2 separate regions of the Homo sapiens genome follow, and region 2 is linked to region 1. Evidence: read pairs that join two places in POLR2A ChIA-PET (ENCODE). Cell type or tissue: GM12878. All regions are shown on one strand. Links, peaks and the distances in the headings refer to the core of each region. The heading gives the core; the rest is flanking DNA.

What was found. ChIA-PET counts read pairs that join two places held together with the same protein. Peaks named below come from ENCODE experiments on the same cell type or tissue, not always from the same donor. Only the 100,000 strongest peaks of a DNase experiment are listed, where the experiment ranks them.
Region 2: POLR2A ChIA-PET joins it to region 1 with 5 read pairs; 2 of 35 experiments call an interaction of 5 or more read pairs at or near these places.

The regions. Positions count from the first base shown.
Region 1 is chr5:131,141,794-131,149,340 of GRCh38, reverse strand. No RefSeq gene overlaps it. Among named protein-coding and RNA genes, the nearest start is that of HINT1, 20 kb to the left of the region's middle. In GM12878, for the core only: no CTCF peak of the experiment used is centred there; no DNase peak of the experiment used is centred there.
Region 2 is chr5:131,283,650-131,291,196 of GRCh38, reverse strand. All of the region lies in intron 1 of CDC42SE2 (CDC42 small effector 2), which reads right to left. Among named protein-coding and RNA genes, the nearest start is that of CDC42SE2, 23 kb to the right of the region's middle. RefSeq lists an enhancer at 1,869-1,928. In GM12878, for the core only: no CTCF peak of the experiment used is centred there; no DNase peak of the experiment used is centred there; H3K4me3 peaks cover 122 bases; H3K27ac peaks cover 1,217 bases.

The DNA of each region.
Region 1 (7,547 bases), core at 2,040-6,039:
CATGTTATATCCTGCGGCATTTGCACAGAGCATATGTGTAATGGACATTTGTAATTATCAACATCCAGCTTTTGAACTCCCTTCCTATTTGAGGGATTCATTGCCTCCGAAAGGAGAAGCTGAAATGAACAGACACCTAGTATTCTAGCTCCTCTGCCAGCTAGGATGTAGGCCCTTGACCTAGGCTCTGCCAATCAGATGCACTCATCTGGGATTTTGAATTTGAAACTAATGACACAAAGAAACAAGGACAATGGAGATTTCTTTCTGGTGTCAGTGGCAGCAGCATCAAGTTGGCAAGCACAACAGTGTCTGTGTTGCCAACCCTTGGATCCAATGTTGAATACCAGGGATGACAACAGTGCAAACTGCAGTTCCTGTGTTCAGTGGCAGTGGTAGCAGCATACCAGTAGACTGGCTCTCTGGTTCTATGTTTTGGTTTTTGTTTGTTTGTTTGTTTTGAGACAGAGTTTCGCTCTTGTTGCCCACACTGGAGTGCAATGGTGCGATATTGGCTCACTGCAACCTCCGCCTCCCAGGTTCAAGTGATTCTCTTGCCTCAACCTCCTGAGTAGCTGGGATTACAGGCATGTGCCACCATGCCCAGCTAATTTTGTATTTTTAGTAGAGATGGGGTTTCTCCATGTTGGTCAGGCTGGTCTCGAACTCCTGATCTCAGGTGATCCACCTGCCTCGGCCTCCCAAAATGCTGGGATTACAGGTGTGAGCCACCATGCCTGGCCTCTGGTTCTATTTTTGTTTGTGAAGTTATCTGCATAGCTTCTCTTTATTCCTGCCTATTTTCCCAGTTTATCTGTGAGCCATTCATTAGTTTCAAGAAATTAGCCGATGGAGAAATTCTTAGCAGAAGCGATTGCAGGCAATAGGGAAAGGGTAGGTGGAGAGCTTGGGGTTGGTTAATTGGCCTGGTTTGGGATGGAGGCAAGGAGAACCCAGCTAACATTAAGGAATTGGATTTTCACAGCCCTTGGCAAATAGTAACAAAATATGTTTTTTTTTTTTTTTTTTTTTTTTTTTTGCGACAAGGTCTCCCTCTGTCACCCAGGCTGGAGTGCAGTGGGGATTATAGCTCACTGCAGCCTTGAACTCCCAGGCTCAAGTGACCCTTCCAACTCAGCCTCCCAAGTAGTTGGGATGATAGGCCCATGCCATCACACTTGGCTCAAAATAGCTAATTAAATCATTTATTTGATCACCTGCAGTGACATGCCAATTGAAGGCAAGGCTTTGGGTTTCCAAATCCTATTGCCATAGGATCACATAAAGGGTAGGCATGGAATTTGAGGGTTGTGCAGGTGTTGTGACTGCTTCTAATATTGCTGAACATCTTAAAAAGTAATAACAAGGCTGGGTGCCGTGTCTCACACCTGTAATCCCAGCACTTTGGGAGGCCGAGGTGGGTGGATCACTTGAGGTCAGGAGTTCGAGACAGCCTGGCCAATATAGCGAAACCCAGTTTCTACTAAAAATACAAAAATTAGCTGGGTTTGATAGTGGGTGCCTGTAGTCCCAGCTACTCGGGAGGCTGAGGCACGAGAATCACTTGAACCTGGGCGGCAGAGGTTGCAGTCAGCTGAGTTGGGGCCATTGTACTACAGCCTGGGGGAGAAAAAAAAAAGGCAAGATTTCTAAATTATTAGCTCAAGTTATCAGAGAAACCCAGGGAACTTCTGTGGCTCTGCTACAAAGATCTGTAAGAGATTTAGCAAGACATAGGCTCTTGCAGCTGAAGAACTGAAGCAACTGTAGGCCAGACACAGTGTTTGATCCTCAGGGTTGCCAAATTTTATTGGTTTAATTCATGGACTTATATATAGTCTCTTATGAGGAAGCCAGGATGTTGATCAAGAAAGAGCAGTATCTAAATATTTAGAATGAGCTAAGTTGGAGAATTTGGCTGACTCAGACTACCTCAAATTCCCAACCTACTGAGCCTCCCTTTTCAGCTGAAGTGTCCTTTTCTCTTGTGTGGAAGCTATTTTTGGTTGCTTGAAGATCCTTTCTTAATTACTTGTCTTATATACTACAGCTATGCCTGTGCCTCTCTCTTTAAATGGAAAGGGAACTCTCTCATACCTTATTAACTTCCTTCCATGCACCTCTTGCATTTATTTCTCTCCCTCTTTCTTTATAATTGTATATTAGAAGATCCGAAGAGATCCTAAATGGTACTTTGGGACCATCCTTAGAACTTTAAAAAGAAAAATTGCCAGGCAAAACTAGCACCTTCTCTTATTATTATTATTATTATTACTATTATTATTATTATTTTTGAGACAGAGGCTCACTCTGTCGCCCAGGCTGGAGTGCAGTGGCATGACCTTGGCTCATTGCAGCCTCCACCTCTCAGGTTCAAGTGATTCTTGTGCCTCAGCCTCCTGAGTAGCTGGGATTACAGGTGTGTGCCACCATGCCTGGCTAATTTTTGTATTTTTAGTAGAGACAGGGTTTCACCATGTTGGCCAGGCTGGTCTTGAACTCCTGACCTCAAGTGATCTGCTTGCCTCAGCCTCCCAAAGTGCTTGGACTACAGGCATGAGCCTTCTATTATGGATAGGGATGAAGAAAGACTGGAAATATCCAGGAGTTAATAATCTAAAAGTAAATAAAGAAGATAGAAAAGCAGACCCTAAAATCAAACACGAAGAGAACCAAATGAAGTAAACAGTGGATAAATATTAAAAACATAAACACACAGAAAATATAATCCAAGTTTCTTCTGAACACAGCACACTGACCCTGTATCCTTACTAGGACAAATTCTAAGGACAAGGAACAAATGCAAAGAAATTTTGAATTTTATCTCATAAACTTGTTGTTGTTGTAATGGTGAAATTATTTTTTGTCTGTATAGTATGAGTAAAGATATTGGTTTGAATGGGAATCAAGGTTTTCATTATGGAAGAAGGGAGATAAACACGTGGGATGGAAAAGTTGATAAAGAACCCCTGTAAAGTTCAGAAGTATGTCTATGCTGATGACTTTTTTTGAAAAAAGAAAATCTAGCTCTCTTTACTGTCAAGGCCTAGTCACAATAAATGCTACATAACACTCAGCTCTTGGTTTTTAAATACCGTTCTCTACTAGAAGGCATCAGGTTTCTGTGAAAGAAATGGCTGATTGCAGGTGTGGGGCAGGGAAAGTTCAAGGTGAGTATGGAGTGTCTTGCTGTGGTTGTAGCCTGGGAAGTGGAAGTGCTCAAAGACTGAGAGGTTATGTCAAAAAGACATAGGAGTTAGGTTGAAGGGGTTCCCTTTGGCCAAATTCGGGACAACATGAGCATAATAATGATTAATAATGGCCTGGGCACAGTGGCTTTTAATCCCAGCACTTTGGGAAGCTGAAGTGGGTGGATTGCTTGACCTCAGGAGTTTGACACCAGCCTGGGTAACATGGTAAAACCCTGTCTGTACTAAAAATACAAAAATTAGCCAGGCGTGCTGGCATACGCCTGTAATCCCAGCTACTTGGGGAGCTGAGGCCGGAGGATGGCTTGAGCCCAAGAGGCGGAGGTTGTAGTGAGCCGAAATCGGACCACTGCACTCTAGACTGGGTGACAGAGTGAGACCCTGTCTCAAAAAGAGAAAGAAATTAATAATGGTCATAATACACAAAGACATAAATCTGTAAATCTATATTGGTATGAAAGAGAGAAATGCTTTTTTTAAAAAATAAAGTTCCAACTAGTAAACATAGAAGAAATGATCAAATGAAAAAAAATAACTATTTTTCTCTTCTTTTTTTTAAAATTATACTTTAAGTTCAAGGGTACATGTGCACAATGTGCAGGTTTGTTACATAGGTATACATGTGCCATGTTGGTTTGCTGCACCCATCAACCATCATTTGCATTAGGTATTTCTCCTAATGCTATCCCTCCCCCAGACCCCCCTCCGACAGGCCCCGGTGTGTGATGTTCCCTGCCCTCTGTCCATCATTGTTCAATTCCCACCTATGAGTGAGACCATGTGGTGTTTGGTTTTCTGTCCTTGTGATAGTTTGCTGAGGATGATGGTTTCCAGCTTCATCCATGTCCCTGCAAAAGACATGAACCCATTCTTTTTTTATGGCTGCATAGTATTCCATGGTGTATATGTGCTGCATTTTCTTAATCCAGTCTATCATTGATGGACATTTGGGTTGGTTCCAAGTCTTTGCTATTGTGAATAGTGCCACAATAAACATACGTGTGCATGTGTCTTTATATTAGCATGATTTATAATCCTTTGGGCATATACCCAGTAATGGGATCACTTGGTCAAATGGTATTTCTAGTTCTAGATCCTTGAGGAATCGCCACACTGTCTTCCACAATGGTTGAACTAATTTACACTCCTACCAACACTGTAAAAGCATTCCTATTTCTCCACATCCTCTACAGCATCTGTTGTTTCCTGACTTTTTATTGATCGCCATTCTAACTGGAGTGAGATGATATCTCATTGTGGTTTTGATTTGCAAAAAATAACTATTTTTCAACTCACAACATAAAAATTGATTCAGGCAAGGACTATCAATGCATGCTAATACCATTGGGTGAAAAATTGGGGGGACATGGTCTCAAAGTATCACTTCCAAGTAATTTATTAATTGCAAAGGGGAAAGATATACTTCATTTATGATGAAGAGGTCTGATAGCACATTAAATATGTTAACAAAAACAGCATCACTAATGGTGGTACAATAAAATACACAACATCATCTAGGTATTATTCTTGCCAGGAATGTTTAATCTGAATCTAGTAATGGGGAAACAGTCAGATATTAATAAACCTTCAAATCCAGAATGTGGGGCATTTTATAAGAACATTGGGCTGAACTCTTAAAACAAAAAGTCAATATCATGAGAAATATCAGTATCACCACCAATACCAACCTCATAAACAACAAACACTACTACCAAAAGGTGTGAGAACTGTTCTAGATTAAAAGAGGCAAAAGAGACTTAATGTAATGCAATGTACTAATAATGATCAAATCTTGGATTAAAAAACAGCTATACAAGCTAATAAAAGACATTTCTGGGACAGTTAGGGATATTTGAATATAAATTGTGTATTAGATGACATTATTTATTTGTTAATTTTCCTGGGTAGATAATTGGTTGTGGTTTTATAGGAGAATGTCTTTATTCTTAGGGGATGCGTGACTAAGTATTTAGGGATAAAATGAAGTTTAGAGATTTCTGCAACTTACCCATAGAGAGTCACTCCCCATTTCCTCTCAAACCCACCTATCCCCAGCCCTAGGCAATCACTAATCTGTTTTCTGTTTTAAAAAAAATTTTTTTTATTATACTTCAAGTTCCGGGATACATGTGCAGAACATGCAGGTTTGTTACGTAGGTATACATGTGCCATGGTGATTTCTGCATCCATCAACCCATCATCTACATTAGGTATTTTTCCTAATGCCATCCCTCCCCTTGCCCTCAACCCAGTGTGTGATGTTCCCCTCCCTGTGCCCATATGTTCTCATTGTTCAACTCCCACTTATCAGTGAGAACATGTGGTGTCTGGTTTTCTGTTCCTGTGTTAGTTTGCTGAGAATGATGGTTCTGTTTTAATGGATTTGTCTATCCTGAATATTTTATATAAATGAAATAATGCAGGATATATGGTCTTTTGTGACTGGCTTCTTTCATTTAGCATCCATGATGTGATATCAGTAACTTCATTCTTTTTTCTTGCTAAATAATATTCTGTTGTTTAGATATGCCACATTTTGTTTATCTATTCATCAGTTGAGGGACTTTTGGGTTGTTTCACATTCAGCTATTATGTATGATGCTATGAACATTCGTGGGCAATTTTTTGTGTGGATATATGTTTTCATTTCTCTTAGTTGTATGCCTAGGAGTGGACTTGCTTTTATGGTTACTCAATTGGTCATATGGTTACTCTGCATTTAACGTTTTGAGGAACTGCTAAACCTTCCCAAAGTGGCTGAGCCACTTTACAATCTCACCAGCTTTTGGTATCATATCTAAGAAACCATTGCTTAATCACAGAGTTTAAGATCACAGAGTTTTATACCTATATTTTCTTCAAAACCTTTTATAATCTTAAGTCTTAAATGTACATCTTTGATCCATTATGAGTTAAGTCTTTGTATGTTGCTTGAGGTTTGACTTCATTGTTTTGCATGTGGCTGTCCAGTTGTTTCAGTATCATTTGAAAAGACTATTTTTTCCCTATTGTCTTGGCACCCTTGTCAAAATCAACTGACTTTATAAATGCGAGGCTTTAATTGTGGAATCTCCTTTCTATTTTGTTGACCTGTGTGTTTATACTTATGTCCATACCACAATGTCTTAATTCCTGTAGTCTTAAGTTTTGAAACTGAGAAGTGTGAGTCCTCCAACGTTGTTCTTTTTAAAGATTACTTGCATTTCTATATGAATTTTAAAAAATAACCTTTAAAGATTACTTGACTTGCATTTCTATATGAATTTTAAAATATAGCCTTTAAAGATTACTTGACTGGCATTTCTATATGAATTTTTAAAAAATAACCTTTATTTTTTAGAGCAGTTTTAGATTCACAGCAAAATTGACTGGAAAGTACAGACAGTTCCTACATACCTCTCCTGGACTTTATGTACATCCTCCACCACTATCAACATTCTGCACCAAATTGGTACTTTCTTATAATCCATGAAGCTACATTGACACATCATTACCACCCAAAGTCCATAGTTTAATGTTACAGTTTACTGCTGGTGTTGTATGGGTTTTGACAAAATATAATGACATGTTATAGTATCATACAGAACAGTTTCACTGTCCTAAAAATCCTCTAGGCTCTACTTTTTCATTCCTTCCTCCCCACTAACTCTTGGCAACCACTCATCTTTTTACTGTCTCCATACATAGTTTTGCCTTTTCCAGAATGTCAAGTAACTGGAGTTAAAAATGATATACCCTTTTCAGTTGGCTTCTTTCACTTAGCAATATGCATTTAAAATTCTTCCAGGTCTTTTTGTGTTTTGATGCTCATTTCTTTTTAGCACTGAATAATATTCCATTGTCTGGATGTATCACATTTTATTTATTCATTCACCTCCTGAAGGACATCTTGGTTTGCTTCCAGATTTTGTCAATTATGAATAAAGCTGCTATAAAAATCTATGTGCAGGTTTTTCTGTGGGCATAAGTTTTCAAATGATTTAAGTAAGCACCTAGGAGCATGATTGCTGCATTGTTTTTTGTAAAAGTAGGTTTAGTTTTGTAAGAAACTGCCAAGTTGTCCTCCAAAGGGGCTGTACCATTTTGTATTCTCAGCAGCAATGAATGAGAGTTCCTGATGCTCCTCATCCTCACCAGCATTTGGTGGTGTAGGTGTTTTGATTTTTGGCCATTCTCATAGTTAGTGGCTTTTTTTTTTTTTTTTTTTTTTTTTTGAGATGGAGTGTCCCTCTGTCACCCAGGCTGCAATGCAGTGGCGCAATCTCGGCTCACTGCAACCTCCACCTCCCAGGTTCAAGCATTTCTCCTGCCTCAGCCTCCTGAGTAGCTAGAGTTACA
Region 2 (7,547 bases), core at 2,093-6,092, 140 kb before region 1:
CATTATATAAACATTTTATAAGTGATTAAGATATGACAATTTGACATGGCTAACCAAATAGCATTAAGAAATAATTAAAAAACAACAACTACAGACCACAGAACAATCTTACTTACAAATCAGGCACACTTATAAATATTTCTCTATAAGGCTTCTTGTGAAAGCCCTCCCCATACCCAAGAGTTTTTATATTGACCGATGTTTTCTCCTAGTATTTTTAAGGTTTTCCTTTTTTATCTTGAACTCTGGGAAAAATCAAGAATTTACCTTGGTATGGAGTAAAAGACAAAGATACAGTTTTCTTTTTTTCTAATTTTTATATTTTGGCAATCACTTCCATGAGGTTCTAATTACTATGTTCGCTGGCCTGTAAAGTACTATAAAAACTACGCTGGTTTCATCATAAAAGTCAGTTATGGCCAGGCATGGTGGCTCATGCCTATAATCCTACCACTCTGGGAGGACGAGGTGTGCAGATCACTTGAGCCCAGGAGTTTGAGATCAGCCTGGGCAACATGGCCAAATCCCGTCTCTACTAAAAATACAAAAATTAACCAGCCAGCCTGGTGCCAGCCTGTAGTCTCTGCTACTCAGGAGTCTGAGATGGGAGGATCATTTGAGCCCTGGGAGGTGGAGGCTGCCATTGACCCCGCGCCACTGCACTCCAGCCTGGGCGACAGAGCCATACCCTGTCTCAAAAAAAAAAAAAACAAAAAAAAAAAAAGAAAGAAAAAAGAAGCAGCCAGTTATACAGTTTCTCAAAACTTTCAAGGTAAAATTAAAAAGTGAAATAATTTACTTCAAAAGATAAATACACGATACCAATTAAGGCAGAAGATAAGCTGTTCCCTTAACTCAAGAGTCCTCAACCCAGTATAAGGTTTGATACTTTCCAGGGGGTACACAGGTCTAGACAATTTTAAGGAAATCAATTTTCAGATCACCAACTGCCTTTTGTGCTCTTCTAAAATTGACGTATCCAAGCACGATTCCTTGTCTCTTCCATCTTTCCTTTCACAATAGCTCTTCTATGTTATAAAAGAAAGTCAAGGCCAGACACAGTAGCTCACACCTATAATCGTAGCACTTTGGGAGGTGGAGGCAGGAGGATCACTTTAGGCCAGGAGGTGAAGACCAGCCTGGGCAACATAGTGAGACCCTGTCTCTACAAAAGTAAAATAAAATAATTAGCCAAGAATGGTGGCACGCACCTGTGATCCTAGCTACTCAAAAGGCTGAGGCAAAAGGACTACTTGAGCCCAGGAGTTTGAGGCTGCAGTAGTGAGTTATGACTGTGCCACTCTACTACAGCTTAGGTGACAGAGCGAGTCCCTGTTTCTAAGAAGGAAAAAAAAAAAGTCATTTCTCTTATTCATCTCAAGTTTTAACATGTTCCTTACCTCAAGAAATCTCCAATGCACCAAAAGGACAATTGGGAGAGACTGGGGAAAAGTCTCATGTGAGCAAAACAAGAAATACTGAAAGAAATGATGCCTTATGCTACAAACTCTTTTTTTTTTTTTTGAGACAGAGTCTCGCTCTGTCACCCAGGCTGGAGTGCAGTGGTGCGATCTCAGCTCACTGCAAGCTCTGCCTCCTGGGTTCATGCCATTCTCCTGCCTCAGCCTCCAGAGTAGCTGGGACTACAGGCGCGTGCCACCACGCCCAGCTAATTTTTTGTATTTTTTAGTAGAGACAGGGTTTCACCATGTTCGCCAGGATGGTCTCGATCTCCTGACCTCGTGATTCACCCGCCTCGGCCTCCCAAAGTGCTGGGATTACAGGCGTGAGCCACTGCACCCGGCCTATGCTACAAACTCTTGACATGACTCCTTGCTTTATCAACCTGTCTTAGAAGTAGAAAGTGAAAGTCACTGAGTGCAGGTACCGATGTGTTTCTTAGAATTAAAAATAAAACCACTTCTGATGAGAAAACATACTCCATTTGGCTGGTTTGACTATGAGGACCAGCAATTAGATTTTATAGCAGTACTTCCCATTAAAGTGAATAACCAAAATCACTTTAAGGTCAAGATCTTAGTCAATACATTATGTAAAAACATATACAACAGACAATACACCAGAAACTAAATCTTTTGCAACCTTTTAAACTTATGATGAAAAACATTAATGTCAGCTCTAAAATGTATTAAGCAGTTTTTACAAAAAAAATGTATAGAATACAGGAGCCAAAACATTTAACAATTACCCTAACTTGCTGACACAGAATACTATTAATAAATAATACTGATCAAAGAAAAGTAATCAATTTGAAAAGTGGTGGGGGTAGAAGGAACAACAACAACCCTTAAATTTCAGTGCCTGAAAATGTCTATACCAAAGCCTCATTCCTTGCTCCTCCAAAGTAGTCAATAGCATCTCTAAAGCAGTTAAGTTTCCAGGTCCTTGCCAAAGTAGTCAGTAGGTATCTCTAAAGCAGTTAAGTTTCCAGGTCAACCTAACTTTCTGTTGCAAGCAACAAATGGTACCAGAAGCTAAAAATCCCTAATTTGCTCTCAAATACTTAGTGAAGAATCTACCAGGCCCAGTGGCTCAAACCTATATTCCCAGCTATCTCAGATACTGAGGCAGAAGGATCATCTGAAGCCAGGGGTTTGGGGCTGTAGTGAGGTATGACTGCACCACTGCACTTCAGCCTGGACCATAGAGTGAGGCTCTCTCTAAAAAAAAAGGAATCGAAATTACAGTATTTGGAAGTTATTTAGCATATGGCTTTTTAATGAGACACTCACCATACTGAAACTACTCAATAGGCTGATATTTCATGAAACTTGGGAGGTAGAAATATCTTCAGATAAAAAAATTACACTTAAGTATCTTCTAGCATTCTCAAAACTTTATTTTATCAGGAACTAAAAAGTGTAACATCTTGATTCCACATTATAAGAGGAAAAGTTGCATTTACTAGTTCACATACTATTTTTAAACATTACCACAATTTTTTTTTTTTTTGAGGCAGGGTCTCCCTCTGTCACCCAGGCTGGAGTGTAGTGGGATGATCATGACCCACTGTAGCCTCAACCTCCGGGGCTTAAGCAATCCTTCTAAGTAGCTGGGACCACCATGCCAAGCTAATTTATTTATTTACTTTTTTGATAGAGATAGAGTCTCACTATTTTGCCCAGGCCGGTCTCAAACTCCTGGGCTCATGCGATCCACCTGCCTCCGTTTCTCAAAGTGCTGGGATTATGGGTGTGAGCCACCACGCCCGGCCACTTCTCCCATTTTTGACAAAATAATAAATGGAGGTAAAATAATCAAATAATAAAAGAAAAAAAATTACATATTAATTCAATTCTATAAAAGCCCAACTATTAGGGAAAAAAGTATGGAGACTTTTACATCTATTGGCAATATTTTACCTATTCAATCCAAAGAGAAACACACTACAAAGAAAATTTCGGTAGGATATGGTGCTTCACACCTGTAATTCCAACACTTTGGGAGGCCGAAGAGGGCGGATCACTGGAACCTAGTAGTTCGAGACCAGCCTGGGCAACATGGCGGAGCCCCATCTCTACAAAAAAATGCAAAAAAAAAGAAAAAAAAGCTGGGCATGGTGGCACACACCTATAGTCCCACCGACTTGGGAGGCTGAGGTGGGAGAATCACCTGACCGCAGGAAGTTGAGGCTGCAGTGAGACATGATCGTGCCACTGCACTCGCCTGGGCATCAGAGTGAGATCCTGTCTCAAAAAAAAAAAAGAAAAAGAAAAAAAATTCTACAAACATCCATTTACTTCCAATGAAACACTACAACTGACACATTATGAAAATAGAACATCAATGGTTCAGATTAAAAGAAAAGAAAAATTTCTGAACAAATCAAATCTAAGTTGAATATTGTTAACCTTACCACCTTTAAAATACAGCTGACCCAAGGCCGGGCGAGGTGACTCACGCCTGTAATCCCAGCACTTTGGGAGGCCAAGGCGGGTGGATTACCTGAGGTCAGGAGTTTGAGACCAGCATGGCCAACATGGTGAAACCCAGTCTCTACTAAAAATACAAAAATTAGCTGGGCATGGTGGCGGGCCCCTATAATCCCAGCTACTTGGGAGACTGAGGCACGAGAATCGCTTGAACCCAGGAGGCAGAGGTTGCAGTCAGCCAAGATTGCGCCACTGCACTCCAGCCTGGGCGACAGAGCAAAACTCCATCTAAAAAAATAAAATAGAATAAAATAGTAAATAAAATACAGTTGACCCATGAACTACACAGGGATTATGGTCCCGGCAACCTGTCAGCCCCTCACTCCATCAAAAATCTGCAAGTAACTTTTGACTCCCAAAAGTTAATAGCCTACTGCTGACCAGGAGCCTTACATTAACAGAAACAGTCCATTAACATGTATCTAGTATATGTATTATATATTGTATTATTACAATAAATTAAGCTAGAGAAAAGAAAATGTTAAGAAAATCATAAAGAAGAGAAAATATAATTACTATTCATTAAGTGGAGTAGATCATCATAAAGTCTTCATCCTTATCATCTTCAAGTTGAGTAGACTGAAGAGAAGGAGGAAAAGGAGGGGTTGGTCTCGCTGTCTCAGGGGTGGCAGAGGCTAAAGAAAGCCTACATGTAAGTGGAATTGCACGGTTCAAACCCATGTTGTTCAAGGGTCAACTGTACGCTGAGTATAAAGCCTTATTACCTAGTAAACAGAGGCTTCTGAAGGCTAGTCATGAAATAGTTGGCATTCATTCCCTCTCACCACTCCCTATACGTGCCTTCTTGTACGTCAAGGGCAGGAATGCTTTATTTAAAAAAAAAAAAAAAAAAAAAAACTGGCCAGGTGCATTTGCTCATGCCTATAATCCCAGCATTTTGAGAGGCCAAGGCAGGAGGATCACTTAAGCCCAGGAGTTCAAGACCAGACTGGGCAATACAGTGAGATCCCATCTCCACAAAAAACAATTTTTTTAATTAGCTGGGTGTGGTGATGAGCACCTATAGTCCCAGCTACTAAGGAGGACCTCTTGAGCCGGGGAGGACTGCTTGGGCCCAGGAGGATTGCTTGAGCCCAGGAGGTTGAGGCTGCAGTGAGCCAAGATCATGTCACTGCACTCCAGCATGGGTGACACAGTGAGACCCTGTCCCCCCAACCAAAAAAAAAAAAAAAAAGCTACATTTCCCAGACTTTCCTTTACAGTTAGTATTGGAAATGCAAACAAGGTTCTGCTAGTTAGACAGCCTCTTATGAGATTTGTAAAGCAGAAGTGATAATGGAAGCTATCTTTCTGTTGCTGATTTAAGTGGTGAGCAATGACACAAAGAAGGTTTAGAAACAATTGTGATAGCCTAACTCTACTCACCAGATATAAAGGCAACTGGAAGAAGCTGTGGTACCAGATTCAGTGTTCCTATGACTACTTACCAGTTTGTTTCCTGACCTCTCAGTCACAGCTATGGGCTTATGTTCTTGAATATATTAATCTAGTGATAACCCTCTGATTCCAGCTCTTCCAGACCATGCAATGATTTTGTAAGTACCAAATTGCCTACCATAAGATATCTTTCTGCCTAAAAATCCTAGAATAGAGTTTGTTTCTTGCAAGGAGCTCTGAAAGAAACAATACTGTTCATTATGCTTAAAATATGCATTGCCTGTATTTTTCCTCTCCCTCATTTCAGAAGTCAAATACACAAGAATTATTCTACACTGCTATTATAAATTGAAATGCTTAGGTCCATGTGAAAAATTAAAAGTTCTCTTAGCCATAGTCAGAAATTATTTTATTTATAATATATGCTAATCATGAATCAATATAGAATATTAACACTCCTTACACTGATGATCCTGCTTTTCTTGGCTGAATAAATTTATATCAGTAACATACAAAGATACAGCTACTGTTGGTTTTACGGTTTTGGGTTTTATTTTGGGGCGGGGGGAGCAACAGGGTCTCACTCTGTCACCCAGGCTGGAGCACAACCCGAGCTCACTACAGCCTCAACCTTCCAGGCTCCAGAGATCTTCCTGTCTCAGCCTCCTGAGTTGCTGGGACAAAGGTGTATACCACCTCACCAGGCAATTTTTTTTTTTTTTCAGAGACAGGGTTTTTTTATGTTGTCCAAGCTGGTCTCAAACTCCAGGGCTCAAGCAATCCTCCCACCTTGTCCTCCCAAAGTGCTGGGATTACAGGAATGAGCCACTGTGCCTGGTCTGGGTTTTGTTTTTTTAGAGATAGGGTCTCATTATGTTGTCCAGGCTAGACTCAAGTCCTTTGGCTCAAGCAATCCTCTCACCTCAGCCTCCCATGTAGCTGGGACTAAAGCGCACACCACCATAGGCAACCTCTATTATCATTTAAAAAAACTATTCTTTTACTTTGATTATAAAAGGAATATATGATCATTGTAAAAAGTGTGGAAAATATAGAAACATTTTTAAATTGGGGGCTGGGCCCAGTAGCTTACATCTGTAATCACAGTGCTTTAGGAGGCTAAGGCACAGGATTGCTTGAGCCCAGGAGTTCACAACCAACCTGGGCAACAGAGCAAGACCCTATCTCTACCAAAAAAAATTTTTAAATTAGCTGGGCATGATGACATGTGCCTGTAGTCCTAACTACTCAGGAGGCTGAGGTGCGAGGCTTACTTGAGCCCTGGAGTTCGAGGTTACACCAAGTATGATCACACTACTGCACTCCATCCTGGGCAACAGAGGAGACTAAGAAAATTAAAAATAAAGAAATTAATAACCATCCCCCAAAACCAGGTACACTGAACAGTTGTACACGTACAATTTTGTATCCTACTTTAGCACTCTAACAATTGTTTTCCTTTGAAATCCTTTACAATGAATTACTAATAAAAGATATATGCAGATGTACCTAATTTAACGACTCTTTTTTGTTAAAAATTAAGGTAATTTTCAATTTTTTAAAATTATAACTAATGCTTCACTGAATACTTTTGGATAAAAAGCTTTCTGAAGGATAAATGTGTTATATCCATGCAATGGGACATTATTCAGCCATTAAAAGGAATGAAGTACTGATACATACCACAACATGGATAAACCTTGAACATATTATGCTAAGTGAAAGAAGCCAATTACAAAAGGCCACATATTTCCTACACGGCTGATGGAAACGTAAAACTATGCAGCCACTTTAGAAAACAGACTAGCAGTTCTGCAAAATATTAAACACAGAGTTACCATACAACCCAGCAACTCTACTCCTAGGTATATATACCCAAGATAAATTAAAACAAATCCATGCAAAAACTTGTACATGAATGTTCATATTTATAGCAGCATTATTCATAACTGAAATGTGCAAACAACCCAACGTCCATTCACTGATAAATGGACAAATAAAATACTGTATAAGCATTCAACAGAATAATATTCAGCCATAAAAGAGAATGATGGGCCTGGCGCAGTGGCTCACACCTGTAATCCCAGCACTTTGGCAGGCCGAGATGGGCGGATCACCTGAGGTCGGGAGTTCAAGACCAGCCTGAACAACATGGAGAAACCTCGTCTCCATTAAAAATACAAAATTAGCCAGGCA